2 separate regions of the Homo sapiens genome follow, and region 1 is linked to region 2. The links are chromatin loops, found by intact Hi-C in ENCODE. Cell type or tissue: dorsolateral prefrontal cortex. All regions are shown on one strand. Links, peaks and the distances in the headings refer to the core of each region. The heading gives the core; the rest is flanking DNA.

Region 1 (9,489 bases), core at 755-8,754, 52 kb after region 2:
CAGCTACTTGGGAGGCTGATGCAGAATTGCTTGAACCCAGGGGGCAGAGGTTGCAGTGAGCCAAGATTGTGCCACTGTACTCCAGCCTGGGAGACAGAGCGAGACTCCATTTCAAAAATCAACCAACCAACCAACCAACCAACCAACCCAGGCAGTTTGGCTCTAGAGCCTGAGCTCTCAAGTACTGTCCTGTACCACCCAAGAAAGACCAGAGAAGACAGCGTGAAGGACAGAAGTGTGCCACAGGCATGGCTAGGTGCTGCAGAGATCTGGCAGGGAGCAAATGGGAAGAGGACAGTCATTCACAGACTCGAAGTTCAGAGGAAAATCAAGGATGAGGCGATCTGGAAATGCTGAATTGCCTGAGAAGAAATTTCATGTAGTAGAAACGGTATGTATTCATTTGGAGAATGATGAAAAAGTAAAACTGGAGGAAATTAAACTGGGGAGGAAAAAACTGGTGTGTAACTAACAACCACATCAACCACTATATATCTTCTTCAAGGACTACTGCCAGAAAATATTTTAATAAATTCTCTTAGTGGAGCTTTTAAATACAGTGTATAAAGCATCTCACAGCATACAAAAGAGAGTTTTCCCAGACTTTAAATGAGAAAAGAGAGGTTTCCATGGACCTTTCAAAAACCACTCAACACAAGCATTCCTTTGTATACATAACACAACAACAACTGGAAAGTCCTTACCATAAAACTCATACACATGTGACACAGCACGTCTAACTTCTTTGTTAATAATCAAAAATACCATGTTTATGAAATGAATAATAAAGCAGCCACTTCTTCAGAAGTGGCATAATTTTAAGTCATTTTGAAGAGAGTGGTAAAATAGACTGCATTGACAAAACAACATTTTAAGACCAAGACATTTTTATTCTAGTAATCTATTATTTTCATCAATCTTACTTACCTTTGAAGATTTCCTTTGTGATTTTCTTCTTCCTATAAAGAAGAAATAACTTCATCTGAATCGGTTAATTTTGGTTGTCCAGAAGCCCTGAATGTACTTAAGTGATTTGTTTGCTCTGCACCCCCAGGAAACCACCATTTAAAATGTGCACTGAGGCCAAGCTCTGGTTAGGAGTGCTACTGCCCTGAGGCCTTTAAAGTACAATCATCAAAGCGAGTCCACAGCATGATGAGGGGCTGGAGCTTCTGTAGTCCAGGGAGAAGCCCACATGAGTGAGAACAACTGGCTATAAACTTTGTCATGGAGGAGGTGGCTCTTCTGTGCTTCCTCAAAGGACCTCACTGACTACATGAATTTCAAAGCGGGATTTGTAACAACCTAAGTGTGAGAGTGAGACTGAGAGAGAGAGAGAGAGTGTGCATGTGTTATGTTAGAGAGAAAGATGGAAGGTGATAGAGTAACGTTAGTGGTCCCGATCTTGCTGTAGAAGTTGGCGTGACATCCTTAGACTCGGGCACTTGGTTGGTTTTAAACATTCCCATTTAGAATCAGAGGCAAAGTACAGTGCCTTCCCCTTTAAGAAGAATGATAGCTGTGTTTGTAGAGAACGGCATAAACACGAGGTTGTCTGCTGAGAAAACACTCTTGTGCTGATGTGGTTTTGAAGCAGCAAGACTCTGACTAACAGTAAGGGAAGCATATTTTTCAAGACAGTAAATAGCAAGGGGTACCCTTCCCCTTAATGAGCATGCCCCTTGTCTCTGCCATGCAGGGTCCAGTGGGCTGGAACCCACGCACAGGCTCCTGACCCCACCCCACGTTACCTCTACTATGTAATCGGACTGTATAAGATTGCCAATAGATCAGACAGGGTGGGACTGTGGCAATGTCCTATCAACCTGGTACACATTGCTGAGGATAAGGCATTTGACCTTACTGATGTGGGTGAAATATAATTTCTGCATACTTCAATAACACTATTTGATATGAACTCTTCTAAGTCTTGAGTGTTTAGGAGACCAAATGATAGGTGCAGCAACTGTTGAACTGCTTCACAGGTAATGAGTCCTAGAATCAACTTTTTTTTTTTGGATGGAGTCTTGCTCTGTCGCCCAGGCTGGAGTGCAGTGGCGCGATCTTGGCTCACTACAAGCTCCGCCTCCTGGGTTCACGCCATTCTCCTGCCTCAGTCTCCCAAGTAGCTGGGACTACAGGCACCCGCCACCACGCCTGGCTAATTTTTTTGTATTTTTAGTAGAGACAGGGTTTCACCGTGTTAGCCAGGATGGTCTCGATCTCCTGACCTCGTGATCCGCCCACCTCGGCCTCCCAAAGTGCTGGGATTACAGGCATGAGCCACCACATCCGGCCCTAGAACAACTTTTAAAACAAGGTTTTAAAAATATTAAAACCAGAAAAACATAACTAACGCTGTGCCATGGAAATGTCTACAGCTTAGCTCACCCATTTGGTGGTCTAATTTATGTAAGGTTTCTAAGTGTTGGATTTTTTTCCCTTTGCCCAGAATATTTTTGGTTATTAGTTTTCTAGACTCAGAAGACTGTACTATTATTTCAAGAAAAGTTGAGGCTGGGTGTGGTAGCTCATACCTGTAATCCCGGCACTTTGGGAAGCCAAGGCAGACAGATCACTTGAGCCCAGGAGTTCGAGACCAGCTTGGGCAACATAGGGAGACCCTGTCTCTACTTAAAAAATAAAACAAAATAAATTAGCCAGGCATGGTAGCATGTGCCTGTGGTCCCAGCTACTCAGGAGGCTGAGGGGGAAGGATCAATTGAGCCTAGGAGGTCACGGCTGTGGTGAGTCGTTATCAGACACTCCACTCCACCCTGGGCAAGAGAGTGAGACCTCCATCTCCAAAAAAATCAAAAGAAAAAAGAAAAAGTTGAGCATATACACTTCCCAGAATTATTTACTTCCTCTTGTGTGTTTTATGGGACACACTTATTTGTGAGACCTTCCTTTTGTATAGGACTCTAGTCCAGTATTTCTAAACCTGAAACAAGGGGGCAAAGTTAAACTGACAGCAGAGCATGCTAATTTAGGGTGAAGCAAAACCCTTGGTGTTGTGAAGATTTCATTTTTACTCAATTCGGAGGTTGCTGTATGCAAAAGTGCTAGAGCCTGCCAGGAGAGGAATCTGGCAGATGCCTCTTAGGTTTCATGACGGCTCCCTCATTCCACAGTGGTTAACTAGGATGGACAAAACCTGGCTGACCTCAGGGAGGCGGTTCCTGAACTCCCTCTCGGGCCTGTGGGCTGGTGGCTCTTCTGGCTCGTCATCCAGGGACAAGGCATCCAGGTAGAGATTCTCACTGGCCGAGCACCTGTCCGACTCCTTCAGCTTGGACAGCGGCCGGTCTTCAAACGGGATGGAGTCAGCATCTGCACAAGGCCACATGGCCACTGGACGGGGCATGCGGAGGCTTCCCTGGTGGGGAAAGGGGCGAACGTTGCCGTCTTTTTGATCACAGAGGAAACTGCCACCTCTCCGGGGACTGTTCTCTTTCTGCAACTTGAGAATTTTAAAAATGAAAATAATTAGCCTCACTTTTCTGTCTGATGGTCTCCCTAAGAACATCGTTTCTCCACAATTTGCAATTACACATAGGTCAGTTTGAAAAATATTGTGAGAAGCAAATGTTCTTAAAGTTCTGATCTTAATTTCAAAATGTAACACAACATTACAGATGCTTTACAAAACCCACAATTTTATCTGGCCCAGAAAATCTGCATTAACCACGTACGAGTATGGTGAACTCTTTCTGACACCAATATATGTGTTATTGTACATAACTCTGAGTGTTGTGCTCATGGGAAATTTTACATTTATTACTATTTTTTAATCTAATACTGTTAAAGAACATGTTTAAAACTCTCTTTGGAACTTCCTTCAGAAGTGAAGACATACTCAGTGGAATACTATCAGTGATAGCAAACTTCTGAGTGTGAATCTGATTTTCCTAACTAGCCCCAGGGCATGTGGAACAGGTCCTATCAGTAATTCAAGTGAGCAAACTTGAGTTTGTAACCATTTGGTGTTAAACATAACTTACACTTTATTTGAGAGGATACAAACTTAGCTATAACGCAAGTAAAGATCTGGTATGACTGAGTGAAGAAAAAAAAAAAGCCACATTACGTTAGAGTCATACTTTTTTCCCTGACTTGGTTGAACTCAAGAAGCGGTAGTGGGCAAGCACAGGGCCACCTGGAGTTAGAAGACCTGAGTTGGAACCATTAACGTGTGGCTTGCTGGTTTGCAGGCAGGTGCAAGTTCCCGACTCTCCTGAGCTCAGTTTCCTTATCTGTAAGATGGGTTGTGCACGTGGGCTCACCGGAGTCATGCCGTCTAGTGGGAGCCCAGCCCACATAAGGGCATTATGCCTTTCTGGGCTGTTTTGCGGCACTAGATGGAGATTTCGTGGAGGTGGCTCAGGAAGGGAGCCCATATGAAATCACAAGGAACTGCTGAGGCAGGCAGGCAAATGGCTTGCAGGGCGCACGGCCTCCCTCCCCAGAGGAGCCCTCACCAGCTTCCACTCCATTCTTCTGATCCCTCCTCATTGCTTCCCTTTCTAAAACAGCCACAGAAAGCACAACTGAGACCTGAAGCTATTTCCGCCTATGAATCTTTAATGGTGCCTTTATTGGATGACAAGCTCACACTACTGGATTGACTGCTCTTTTGAATAAGCAAAGTATCTGAACGATGAAAGTGACATTTGGATTTGACCTGAAGGAGTGGCCAAATAATGATTTGAAGTCCTCAAGTGCTGAGACCGTTCCAGGAAATTCTAAAACCTCCTTGAATGCAGATCAATTCATTTTTTTTTAAGCATCACTACAAACTGCATCTCTGTGTCCTAATTGGAGCATTCATCCACAAGTTGGACGTAAATATGGTTTCTGTATAGTCAGGAAGAAAGCCATATGAGACAGTAAAGACAAAAGGACGTTTGCTCATTGTTAGTGATTTCTAAGGTGGCAGAACAGAGATTTATCTTTACCTTTGAGAAAGATGGAGTCTGATTCAGCCAAAGCTGACACGTTAGCATCTGAGGCAGTTCACAGTCAAATTAGGGACCCAGCAAAACCTAAAAACTCTACGTTTTAGCTTTGCCCCTCTGCTCTCTCCTCCTCCACCTCCCTGATGATGACACAGTTCTTTGCAGTTGTCTTAAAGATGCTAACTGCTTTCTTTAAAAAAAAAAAAAAAAAAAAAGGGAAGGCTTTTTATATGTTCATTTAATGCATGTCGGCACAATTTAGTTTCAACACATGATCATCTCTAAGCTATTTTGGGCAAGAAATTAAAATGCAAGAATCCCATCTGAAGCTGCAAATGTGCACTGAGGGTGTGAGTGAAGGGGGAAAAGAATGACTAAAGAGGAGGGCTATGAACAAGCACCTTCTAACTCAGTAAAGTAGGATTTCAAAAATAAACCCAGGCAGCCAGGAGCAACTTGTACTCAAGCTGCTAAGTGTTAGGTTTCCTAAAATTGAACTGGAGTGGTTGTGGTGGAGATATCTGCTGCTAAGATGCCTCTGGGGTGTTGTAATAGAACGAGTCCTCAGAGAGGGAGGGTTTCCTATAGGAGTCATTTCAGCCAGCATCAGCACCTACTTGCAATCTTGCAGTAAAACAACTTTTAATGCAAGTCGAACATTTTAAAGATTTGTATTTTAATACAGGAAACAATAAACCCTCGAGAGTGTCACCTTCCCCAGACTGGTAGAAAGAAAAAAGGCCACTTTGTAACAGGTTTTAAAAGAATGGAGTTTTTAAAAGAATGGCAGCTGATTTAAGAAAGTTACTGGAAGGAGAATGAATGGATGACCCTTTTTGCTTGACAAGTACAGCAAATATAACAGCAAGTTTTACATCATCTGCATGTTAACTGGGAACTCAACAATTCTAAGGAGAAATGTAGTGTGACTCCATAAAAGTCTCCTACCCCCACCCCGCAATCAAACTTGGATTGAGACAAGAGACGCTGATAAGAGAGATAAAATGTGTTATATGACCTTAGCCACATTCCCACAGTCATACATCACATAACATGCCTCATGTGGTGCAGAAATTATGTAGGAATTTAATGACAGCGGACAAGTATGAAGCATGTGTTCTGAAAGTGGAAAATGGATTTAGTGTTACTGCTTTCACCATCTGTATTAGGTTATCACAGTCAAGGTTATATTATATGGCTTACCAAGTAGTCAAATGTTGAGAGTATACATTGTGAAGAATGTTCAGTTACATCTCTCATTTATCTACGGAGTATGTAGCTAAAAGTTAAATGAACAAGCAACCCAATAACTGATAAATGAACAAAATCTATATACACCCATACACACTTGAACCAACATCCTCTTTTCAGGAAGTCTGGTGAATGCCTATAATTGCTTTACCTCAATTTCCGGATGGGGCACTGAGATTTAAGAAGTCTTCTTTAAAAATGTTTAATATTTTGGGGAAAAGGCCAGATTTATTTTTGAAAGCCACCATTGCATGTCTGAAGCATCAGTTCATTTGTAACCAATCCTCTTCTAAAAACAGCAATGACATCATTGTACAAAGACTGTGGGATCCATCACACAGATTTCATGAACAGATGCATGCCCGAAACTCACGTGTTTCAGATCTATGATGCTCAAAGATGTCCACCTTGAGGACTGGGTTCTGAGGCTGTCAGTTTGGCCGAACTGTTTCAATACTGATAACCTGGAATTGGAGGTCAGCTCCTGACCACTATTACCTTTCCAAAATATAGTCTCAAAATGAGGCTGTGGTTCATCTTTAAGTCACTGACTTTTCTTTTTTTTTTTTTAATGTTAATGTTTTTTTTTTTAATTATTATTATACTTTAAGTTTTAGGGTACATGTGCACAATGTGCAGGTTAGTTGCATATGTATACATGTGCCATGCTGGTGTGCTGCACCCATTAACTCGTCATTTAGCATTAGGTATAACTCCTAATGCTATCCCCCACCTCCCCGCACCCCACAACAGTCCCCAGAGTGTGATGTTCCCCTTCCTGTGTCCATGTGATCTCACTGTTCAATTCCCACCTATGAGTGAGAATATGCGGTGTTCGGTTTTTTGTCCTTGCGACAGTACTGAGAATGATGATTTCCAATTTCATCCATGTCCCTACAAAGGACATGAACTCATCCTTTTTTATGGCTGCATAGTATTCCATGGTGTATATGTGCCACATTTTCTTAATCCAGTCTACCATTGTTGGACATTTGGGTTGGTTCCAAGTCTCTGCTATTGTGAATACTGCCGCAATAAACATACGTGTGCATGTGTCTTTATAGCAGCATGATTTATAATCCTTTCGGTATATACCCAGTAATGGGATGGCTGGGTCAAATGATATTTCTAGTTCTAGATCCCTGAGGAATCGCCACACTGACTTCCACAATGGTTGAACTAGTTTACAGTCCCACCAACAGTGTAAAAGTGTTCCTATTTCTCCACATCCTCTCCAGCACCTGTTGTTTCCTGTAAGTCACTGACTTTTCGAAAGTTGAGTATCACCACATGTATCTAATTTTTCCTTTACTAGAAATTCTTCATTCCCAAAAGTAAAAATAAAAACCTAAAAGACTTGCTTAATTTATATCCAAGGTGTGACTTCCCAAAGAAATGAAGCCTGTGACAAGTCCAACAAGCCACCATGGCTAACAGGCGAAGGGCACCCTAAAGGGGGCATGGCAGGGATCATGATGGCCTCACTGGGGTACAGGAGGGATGTAAAAAGTGAGTGGCCCTAGAGCACGGGCCAAGAATGAAGCTCCCTGGTGACAAGTTGCCTGGAGTTACTGTGACACCGGTCAACTAAGTTGGATATAATAAATTAGTGGCCATTTTCAAAGAATATATGCCACTTCTATCCCTAAAATTTCCACCTAACCATAGAGCAACGACATACACAGGAGATTTAATACAGGAGACTCTTCACAAGTGCTGCATTTCCAAGCCAGAAAGGAAATGGCCAGCATTCCTCTTGATAGGATTTGGGGAATATCAAAGATTAGTAAGGTGACTCATTTGTGTAAGTGGTCAAACCTACGAAGAGTTTCAGCTTTTCTATCTGCAGTGTACTTTCCTTCTTTTGTTTTTTGGAGACGGGGTCTCGGTCTGTCGCCCAGGCTGGAATGCAGTGGGGATCATAGCTCACCTGCGGTGTATTTTATTCTTCTTAGTGGTTTCCAAGCCAAAGCCTCTTGGTCTTTCTTACCATTTAGTTCATTCTGCCTCCCGCCCTATCCAACACATGCATACACTCACCTTTGTCATTGTACCTGCGTAACACAGGCACCATGTCTATGGATAATAGAGCACATTTGTCAAAAGGCTCTATGGGTATTTAAAATAGAGTAATGAGGTTATTTTTCCTGAGCTCAATTTCTTACTGATTAATACATTTCCTTGAGACCTCATAAATTTATAAGTGTGTGACTGGCTGAAATAAACAAAATATATACTATGTAAAAATCCAGCCAGGGAAGAATTCCAAATCTTCATCAATTTAATTTGTGTATCCCTCAGGAACTACTGCAACTATGCAAACTGTTCTAAGTCTGATGCAATGCAGAGAATGGTTATATTGGCAGAAAAATGACTACCCCCCTCCTCCCCAAATTCATCTGAGTTTCTGAATTGTTTGTTTAGCTGAAGATGATGAGCTACCAGCTACCTCTCTTGACAATGGTCCATCTAATCACAGCTCAGCAATATCCACAGCAGGAACACTCACCAGCAAACAGCCTGACTTTCAACTGAATTCAGCAATTTCTTTTCTAATGACAACAATTCCATTCAAGTTGGAGCAGTCACTGTGACCACATCTTTAGTGGCAAACTTAAAAGTTATAGTTTGTTTTCAATTGAATAAGACCTGAAATAACCTCCTCTTTCCAGTTTAGTCTTTAAATTCCTTTAAAAAGTTATCCCCCCGCTCCCACAAGCCCCACCCACCCTGCTCTGCCACTACCACATGTACACATAGGAGAGTTACCTATGAACTTTGCAAAGAAAAGATCTGTGTCATGGAGAGGCATGAGCCTTGGTCTCCAACACAAGCAATTCTAGAATTTCTCTCTCTTCCTTTGGAAGCCCATGCATCCTGATGCTGCAAGGACCATGAAGCAGCCTAGTGCTTTTGCTTTCTGGGTCCACTGAGCAGTCTACACTCTGTGCCTATGCTCCAGGGCCCCGGGGTGCCTCCTTACCTGCTCTATCCTCCACAAGAATTCCTTCTTCTGCCGCTCCCACTCCTGCCGATCTCTGTCCAGGCGGTCGAGAAGTTCCACCTTCTCCCGGTTCCAGTTCTTCTCGCTGTGATGGATCTGCCAGCGCAGGTCCATGACCAGGCTGTGACTGTCTGCCAGGAGCTTCTGGTGCACCTCTCTCTCCTTCTTCAAGGCCCCCTTGCTCTCAGCGGAGGAGCCTAGTTCTCCCAACTTGTTCTCAGTCTTCTCTTCCAGCTGTCAAGGAGAAGAGACTTAGGAATTCCCTCTCTGACAAGT
Region 2 (9,489 bases), core at 814-8,813:
AGGAAACCAGGACTGCAGTCTCACAACCAAAAAGAATTGAATTCTGCCAACAACAAGAATGAGCTTGGAAGTGGATTTTCCCCCAAAGTCTCCAGAGGACTTTGCCCCCTGAGCAGCGAAGCCAGCCATGCTGTGCAGAACTTCCGACCTACAGAACTCTGTGCTAACAAATGAGTGTTGTTTTAGGCTGCTAAGTTTGTGGTAGTTTGTTACACAGCAATCAAAAATTAATGTAGAGGGGGGAAAAGAAACAGGAGGAGCTCAGATAAGCTCCTCCCCACCACCACAAGCTGCATTTAAGTGGATAGCATCAGCTCCAGGTAGAAATCCAGGAAGGTGTGTTCTGAATGTGATTAAAATGGAAAACTCACTGCATTTGATTAAATTTATCTGAGGCTGGGTTGAGTTTTCAAACTAAAGACAGAATGAGGGGCTCAAGTTAAAAATTGGTAAAATGAAGTTACATTTTTGTGCTTTTGAATCTATGACTTGTGAAATTTATACTCACTGTTATTGGTTGCTTAAAGTGGTTAAGAATTTTGCTTTGTTGCGGACGATTTATGTGCATTTTCCCTTGTGCCTGGATCTTCATTGGAACATGGATTAAAAGACTCGAAGGGAAACATCTACCAATTATAACACATGAAACTTTATATAAGTTTTTGGATCCCGATCCAAAAAATCTGTCAGGAAAACAAATTATGTGGTAATGGACAAATTTGAACCTGGTTGAATATTTTATAATGTTAAGGAATTATACACACACACACACACTGACACACACACAGATATGGATATATACATATACAGTGAAAGGCTTGTAGGTGAAACAATGTAATGTCTGTGATTTGCTTCCAAATAATCAGAGGTGGAGGTGGGGGATTGGTGGGTTTATAGATGAAATGACCACGAGTTGATGATTGTTGAGTCTGGGTTGGTGGGTTCCTGGAGGTACATTATATTTGTTCATTATGACAAATATGTATTTTTAAAATTTGGTATATTTGAAACTTTTCGCTAACAAAAAAAGAAGCCCATTTTGGTTTCTTTCTGATTTTGATTTCTGAAGCCACAGCCAGGCCATGCCCTGCTGGGCACTAGAGTCCCTCGGCAGGCCCCTCCTCACCAAGCAGGAGCTATTCAAGGCACAAAAGGCCCTGCCCTCAGCGACCTTCATTTCTGTCAAGGTTTCTTTGCAAAATTCCCACTGCTCTTCTTTTATATCATCTCTTTTCTATTTCTAAACTCCATTTTATGCTTTTTCTAATTATTCTCAAGAAAGAAGAAAATTGAAATCCACATATGTTGAGACTAAAGATTGCATTGCCGAAAGGGCATACAGAAATAGCCCAAAGAATAGAATTCTTTTCAAGGAAAGTAGCTGGGAAAGGACTTCTGCTTTATGTTTCTTTAAAATAAGGTTATTTAACATAGGTCTGAGGAAAGCATAGTGGGCCACATTTTGTTTTCCTGCTAATTGCATTTGAACTGAGAAACAAAAGTAAATAAAATGAAAAGTAAGCTCCTTGAAAATATAAATTTAATTTGTTAGACCCTATTGGATCAGGGCAAAGGAAAATCTTTATTATGTAGTTTATTTCCAGTTGATTAATTGTAAAATAGCTAAGGCTTAACCAGAAGCCTAAAACTCCTACATAACTGAAATATCTGTGTAAGATAGAGCCATTAGCAAGGAAGACCTTCTTAGTAATGAAAAAAGAGCAAGAACTGTCCCTTACAATAGCATCAAAAAGAATGGAATACTTGGGTATATATTTAACAAAAGAAGTACAAAACTTAAATGCTCTGAAGACTACAAAACATTATTAAAAGAAGTTAAACAAGACCTAAATAAATAGAAAGACACCTCATGTTCAAGAATCAGAATACCTAATATTGCTAAGATGGCAACACTCCCCAAAAAGATCTATAGAGTCATTTAGTGCAATCTCCATCAAAATTCCAGCTGGGTTCTTTGCAGACATTGATAAAATCATCCTAAAATTCATATGGAAATGCAAGAGACTCAGAATAGCCAAAATTATCTTGAAAGAGAAGAACAAAGTTGGAAGACTCAATTTCCTGGTATCAAAACTTACCATAAAGCAATAGTAATCAAGATACTGTGTTAGTAGCATAAGGAGTGATATACAGACCAATGGAATACAATTGAGAGTCCAGAAATAAATCTTCAAATTTTCAGTCAATTGAATTTCAACAAGGGTGCCTAGATAACTCAATGGGGAAAAGAATAGTCTTTTCAATAAATGGTTCTGGGACAGCTGGATATCCACATGTAAAAGAATTAAATGGATGTCCTACCTCACACCATATAAAAAAATTAACTCAAAATGGATCAAAGCCTAATTGTAAAAGCTAAAACTATGACACTTGTTAAAAACAATAGATGTAAATCTTCATGACCTTGGATTAGGCAATAGTTTCTTAGATATGGCACCTAAAGCACAAGTAGCCAAAGAAAATACAGACAAATTGGACTTCATAAAAATCAAAAACTTTTGTGGTTCAAAGGAGACCATCAAGAAAGTCAAAAAAGGGCTGGGCACAGTGGTTCATGCCTGGGTCCCCACTACTCAGGAGGCTGAGGCAGGAGGATCACTTGAGTCCAGGAATTTGAGGCTGCAGTGAGCTATGGTTGTGCTACTGCACTCCAGCCTGGGCAACAGAGCAAGGCCCTGTCTCAAAAAAAAAAAAAAAAAAAAAAAAAAAGACAACCCATAGAATGGGAGAAAATATTTGCAAATTGATATCTAGAATATACAAATAACTGTTAAATATCTAGAATATACAAATAATTATAATACGACATACAACCCAATTAAAAATGGGCAATGGATCTGAATAGACATACTCCAAAGAAAATATGCAAATGAACAATAAACACATAAAAAGATGCTCAATATCATTAGCCATCAGAGAAATGCAATCAAAAGCACAATGAGATAAAACTTCACACACTAGGATAGCTATAAGCACAAAGACATATAATAAAATGTGTTGGCTAGGATAAAGAGAACTGGAGTCTTCATATATCATTAGTGGGAATCTAAAATGGTGCAGCCTCTGTGGAAAACAGATTGGCAGTTCCTCAAATTGTCAAATATAGAATTACCATATGGTCTAGCTATTCTACTCCTAGGAAAATACCCAAGAGAAATGAAGACATATGTCTACATAAAAACTTGTAGATGAATGTTCACAGTAGCATTATTCATAGCCTTGGGGCTAGATGACTACTTACAAGATGGCTCACTTGCAGGACTGGCACATTGGTGGTGGCTGTTGGCTGGGAGCCCAGCTGGGGCCATGGGCCTGAGGACCTGGGTCTCCTCTCCGTGGACCTCTCCATGAGCTGTTGAGCTTCCTCCCAGCAGGATGACTGGGCTCTGAGAAGGAGGAGCACCCCAGGAGACAGCAAGTAGAAGCTGCTGGTTTCTTAAGGTCTGCATCCAGAAGCTGGTACCATAACTTCTGTTGTACTTTATTGGGTAAAGCAGTCACAGAGCCCAGATTCAAGGGCAATGGACCCCAACTCTTGATGGAAGGAGTGTTAAAATTTTGATAACATGTTTTATAACTTTCGCACCCCATGGTGATTTTCAGAGCTGGGATTGAATCTAGTTATGTCTGACTTTAGAGTTCAAAATCTTAATTCTGCTTTGCATTTTAAGTAGGAGGGGTGAGAGACCCTGGGATGGAAAAATGGACAGGCTATTTCAAATAGAATTAGTTGGTATTGAAAGGGGTGCTTGTTATGGCTACGCTACCCTGCTCATAAACCAGATCATTTTGAAAAAAGTGCTTGCAGTATTTATGGCAAATTTCAATGATGTCACTTTAATGCTGAGTTTCTGGAGGTGGGAAGGCTGCTTATATCAGAGATGAGGCTATTAAAGAACAAACAGGAGATGGGCTTGTTTTCCTTTTAGCAACAGATCTGTGGCTAGGAGTCACCATTAGTGGAAAGAGCTCTGTCTTTGCCTTGGTTCAGGCAGAGAAGAGCATTCTCTTTACTGTGGACATGCCTTAACTCAACACCGTGTAACTCAGCAGGGCTTTAATACTTGGGCTACAATTAAGCCACTCAAAACCCCATTATTCCACCTGACAGATGGGCATGTGTCAGCATGATTCAAACTTGGTAGCACATCAAAACGGGGAGTCAGGGCTTCATTCAGCGGTTGGTGTTAAGCTGCAAATAGAATCCAGCCTCTTTTTTTATTCTATTCTGTTAGTGTTTCCAAAAGTTGCTGCCCACAGGATGGGGAAATTCCAGCCACCGCCCACATTTGGTTTAGAGATCTTGGATTTTGATACCGTAGAGATGAAGATGTGCATAAGTCACAGCTGCTAAAAGATGGGTCTAAGTGAATACAACATGGCAAATAGGATCTTGTTGCGTGGATAATAAGAGATTTTCCTGAGTGAACCTGTGTGGAGGGACTGGAGCCTCACCATGGAAGTGACCTAGTGAGTAGGTCCAGGGATGCATTGTCTTCCAATGGTACCCATTAATAAGGAGAACATAGCCACCTTTGCTAACCATAAAGCTTATTTTCTAGAATAAGACATCCTTACTGGGATTTCCAAGAGCCGTGATCCTGGAACCACACTGGGATGACCCCCTCCCAGTGCAGCACGACACAGGCTGTATCTATCCAAATGCTTCCTCCAGGTCCTCATCCTTGGAGTGGTCCAGCTTAAAGTGCTCTGTGAAGATAATTCGCAGAGTGGCTGCAGTCTTTGGGAGAAGGATGACGGTCTACAGACAGTTCTGTTACAGGAATAACCAAGAAAACTACTTTATGGGATGACTGGCAAGGGGTTGTGTCCCTAGGATTAGGAAGGATGAGGAATCTGGCATAGGACAGAACGGTCTGTCAGATGGCCCTGTGACAAGGTTTTTCCTTTTACTGTGCCCTGTTCTGAGTGACCAGGGAACTACCAAGGAATATTCCCAGAGTCTGTACCTGGCAGAGCTGATGGTGCAGTTCGCTGCAGACTTGCACAGGCTGGAACTCTTCCACCTCTAATGGACCAGACACCATTAGCACCATTGATCTCTGGCCAGGATGCAGACTGAACCCCTCCCTGGCTGATTTATGAGAAAGGTACCGAGACAAGAGCATCGACAGACTGGCTCCTGGGGTGTGGTCCAGGCTGTGGCTGGAATCCTTTCAACACCAGCCTTCCATCAGGAGCGGAGACCTCAGAAGTGAAGAAGAAGAAAAAAGCAGAGAAGTCGAGGCCGACAATTTGTCATCAGTTGGTAGTCTGAAGCAGCATAGGTAGAAAAAGCAGCCTGGAGGTTTAGGAGGACAAAGCTGGTAGAATGAGGACCATCAGAAGAGCAAAGGTTTAGGTGAGCAGTTTATCTGGAGAAGTCAGGGTCAAGAGTAAAAGCTTAAAGGCATCTGGTGGCCTCTGCCTTCCCACTCCTTGCAGATGGGGACTTGCCTGTCATTTTCAGATCCAGCTCTGAAGAATTCCTGCATCAGTCCTCACTGAGAAGACAGCATTTTAGCAGTAAGCTCAGCCTCTGACCCAGGGGATTTAGAATTGTCAGTGTTCTGGGATATAGAGGCCTGGTCACAGTGGGCAGACTCCCTCTTCTCTCTCAGGTATGATTCTCCTTTGCTGTAGTCCTGGGTCCTGCTCTGCTGGCCCGAGCCCCAAAATAGGTATGCTCTGTGCTGCCAAATTGGCCTTGTATGTGACTTTGTGCCTTCCGTCTAACCTTCTGTCTGATTATGCTACCCAAGGCTTCTGAATCCTACCCTATGGGGGCTTGTAACCTGCTGCCTCCCATCAGCCTCCCATCTCCAGGCATTCATAGATCCCTGGGGGCCCTGTGGTGGTAAGAGGTATGTGCTGACTGTTACCCCCTCTGCCTGGCTGGCAGCTGGATTGCAGCCTGCAAGATCCTGAGCTGAGGACCCAGTCTGCTGTGACCAGGCCTTTATATCCCAGATCACTGACTTAATTCTAAATCCCCCAAGTCAGAGGCTGAGATTGTTGCTGAAATGCTGTCTGCTCAGCAAGGACTGATGTGGGAACTCTGCCAGGCTGGATCTGAAGGTGACAGGCAAGCCCCACCTTCCATAGACTCCCAACCCTTGGACACTGTGAGATAATAAACACAGGTTGTTGTAAGCTGGTAAATATCTGATAATTTGTTATCCAGCAATAGAAAAAGAGCCACCATATTCGAGCTTTCTGCTGCCTCCTCTGGCCAGGCTGTCTTGTTTGTATGTGACCTGGTCCCCCCAGTGTCATGTTCTATCCTCCCAGGGCAGAATGTCCTTCCAGCAGCTGCTCTGGAGTCTGGCTGGCGGGACTTGCGTGCCTCAGTGGGTGAGCTCTGCTTCAGACGGAGGACCCTGCTTCCCAGGCTGCCTTCCCCTCTGTTTGGGCTGAGATGAGACCCAGAGCATGACAATGTCCTCAGAGGAATGTAGCAACTCATCCCCTAGTGGTTTCAGGAACACAATAGTAGATCATGCTTAGATCTCCAAGCCTCCTGCTGGTATTGCTCTTGCCACCCAAGTTCTAAACGGATTGAGAAAAGACAAAGGAGTTGGCAGACAGAGACCAACCTAGCACCTTTCCTACTGATGAGGATGGTATGTGAGGAAGAGGGTTAGATCTATAGGCATGGGGGCATCCGATCACAACAGCCCAGCACCAGGCAGGCCCCAGCCCAGGCAGCAGGCACGGGGAATGTGGAGCAGAAGGTGGGCTTCCTCAGCGGGGCTACTCCCAAGCAGATGGAGACAGCAAGGGGCTGGATACACGAGGCTCTCCCTCATGGTGGAGGCCACTCCACTTTTGCTGAGCAGAAGTGAGGAAGACCAGACGTCACAATGGCCTGTTTGTTAAGATTGTTTCTGCACGGAAGAAAATACCAGGAGCAAAGAGGCATCTCCCCTGACATCCACTATTGGTAAAGGGGAGAAGCCTCAGATACATGATGAAGTCCTCTCTGGCTAACCTTGCAAAGCGGGGACAAACCATCCCACCCGCAGCTCAGCTGACAGGCTGGGCATGTTCAATTCCAATGAGAGTGGAGGCGAAGCCAAAATGGCAACAAAACACACCAGTAGATACACTTACTGAGCACATAGTTCTTAACCTAATTGAGCGGTTTGGTCAGAGATTTCCTGGTGAGGGGAATGTCTATTAGTTACACAGTACCAATTCTTTAAAAAAAAAGTTGTGGTAACATATATGTTATTTTATATGATATAAAATTTACTATTTAGCCATTTTAAATGTACAGTTTGGTGACAATAAATACATTCACACTCTTGTGCAAACATCACCACTATTCATCTCCAGAACTTTTTCATCTTCCCAAAGCAAAACTGTATCCATTACACACCAACTCCCCGTTCCTCCCTCTAGCTCCTGGTAACCACCAATCTACTTTCTGTCTCTATATGTAGATTGAGCTACTCATATGTCTGAGTCAGTTCAGGCTGCTATATAACAAAACTACTATAGATTAGGTAGCTTAAACAACATATATTTATTTTTCACAGTTTGGGATCTGCCCCCAGCCTGCATTCATATGGACCAAATACAGAGTAGACTTTCACAGGATTTAGGTTGTCTGGCCAGTACATGTGGTAAAAATTGCTCACTGTCAATATTACCCTCAGAACCCTTAAATCACCCCAAAATTACACTGAGTGACGCCGCTCAGTGAGTCAATCACCACCAGTTTCCCCACCTGCGTGGCAACTGCTGTTTTTTTCCCCCTTGAGTTGAGCATTGGATGCAGCGGTTGACTTGTGTTTAGAGGCCATTTTATATGAAAAATTTGAACCTGTATCAACAAAATCACCTTCAGGATGGCAAGATGCTCACCAGGTGGGCTGCCCTAGATGCTGAGACTGTCCTTGAGGACAGCAGAGCCCTAGCTCCACTCCCTGCTTGTGCCAAGGCACAGGCCCACTGGGTGCAAGAGGTAGGTGGCAGGTGCTGTGACGTGGTCTTTTCTCACTCTCTGCAGGTCAAAATGGGTTTAATTTGCATATTCCCTCTTAAAGGGCATATAATGTGGCTCCACTCTCAGCCACAGGCAGCTGGTGGCAGCTGGTTTTCCTCCTGGTTCCAGGGTCTTTCTTGGTCTACCTCTGCCTTGCTCCTCTTTGGCCCCATTGGCTGGGAGCACCTTTGCTTTCTGACCTCAATGTGGCTTTTGGTGTTGGCTCCACTCCTGGATTAACAGCTCCCAGTGATTTGGCTTCTGGATTGTTGGATCTCTTTAGCCCTTACGTTGTGGTCTTTTGTGGTGTGGTTTGCTTTGCGGTTAACTTTTCAGCTTGGACTGTTGGACTTTGGGGTTCAAGTTCAGAATGAAGTGTCTTGTCCCTACCTCAGAGTGTTCCAGGCCACCTCTTAGCAGGGGCCCTCTCCATTGGAGGGCCAGGTCACACACTGGAAAGCTCTCGTTCTTCTGGAATCTGCTTACTAGTTTGGTCCTGGTTATTGCTTCGAATTTCAGGTCTGCAAATGGGTTGCTCTTTCTCTGGGATATCCTGGTTCTGCCCGAGCAAGGAAGGAAGTTTTCCATATCACTTCTGAAACATCTTCTGGGATCTAGGTTGTTATGTGTACTCTGATGGAGTGTTGGAGCAGTGCATGAGGTTCATTTCCTGAACATCTCTGTGCGCCGTTGTTATGCTCCATGCTTTCCCTGCCCAGTGGAGGACGGCTTATCATCACAACCCCAGGAGGGTGGCGTTAACATCTCCCCACTGTGGTAAGTGGAAACAGATACAGATAGCTCAAGCAACTTGCCCAGGGGCTCACAGCTGGTGATCAGCAAATCCTGTTCTGCCTGATTCCAAAATTCATACCTTAACACTCCACCACAGAGTGCCCAGTGAAATCCTAAAAGTGGGTAAATCTTATCTTAGTTTCTTTCAGCATCTTTCATCCCTCTACACTCCATCCATGAAACCACAGTTCAATACGGTACCAGATGTTGTCCCGGGCTCTTGGGCAGAACCCTAAACTATAGTTTATTCCTTAATTTCCCCACTCATTCTCAAATAATTTGCCCTGAGGCCATCTCAGCAGGCTTGGCACTGGCCTGGGTAATTTATAGGGCAAAATGACTGCAATGTTAGTAGGAGTCCATGATTCCATACTCTTTCATTCTGTTAAAATATTTGCACTTTAATGAAACTCTAGCTCAGAGGACCAATGGTAGGAATTTGAAATGTGTGGTAGCCCTGGAATGGCAAATGTTTTTGGGTAGGTGTTGTGGCCTGAACCGTGTTCTCCCAAAATGTGTATGTTGAGGTCTTAATTCCCAGTACCTCAAAATGTGGCTATATTTGTATTTAAAGAGGTAATTAAGTTAAAACAGTTAGAGCACTAATCCAATATGACTGGTGTCCTATAAGAGAATATTAGGGCACAACTGGCACAGAAGGAAGATGATATGAAGACATAGGG

Evidence for each region. Peaks named below come from ENCODE experiments on the same cell type or tissue, not always from the same donor. Only the 100,000 strongest peaks of a DNase experiment are listed, where the experiment ranks them.
Region 1: a loop joins it to region 2, with 8 times the contacts of the local background. A loop is called at or near these places in 3 of 110 quality-filtered maps.

What each region holds. Positions count from the first base shown.
Region 1 is chr18:8,812,937-8,822,425 of GRCh38, reverse strand. MTCL1 (microtubule crosslinking factor 1) reads right to left here. Exons shown (of 15, transcript NM_001395333.1): 11 at 9,193-9,447; 12 at 3,167-3,463; 13 at 928-959. Among named protein-coding and RNA genes, the nearest start is that of GACAT2, 110 kb to the right of the region's middle. RefSeq lists an enhancer at 3,288-3,789. In dorsolateral prefrontal cortex, for the core only: no CTCF peak of the experiment used is centred there; no DNase peak of the experiment used is centred there; H3K27ac peaks cover 3,270 bases.
Region 2 is chr18:8,865,431-8,874,919 of GRCh38, reverse strand. No RefSeq gene overlaps it. Among named protein-coding and RNA genes, the nearest start is that of GACAT2, 160 kb to the right of the region's middle. In dorsolateral prefrontal cortex, for the core only: no CTCF peak of the experiment used is centred there; DNase peaks (open chromatin) are centred at 3,327 and 4,254; H3K27ac peaks cover 936 bases.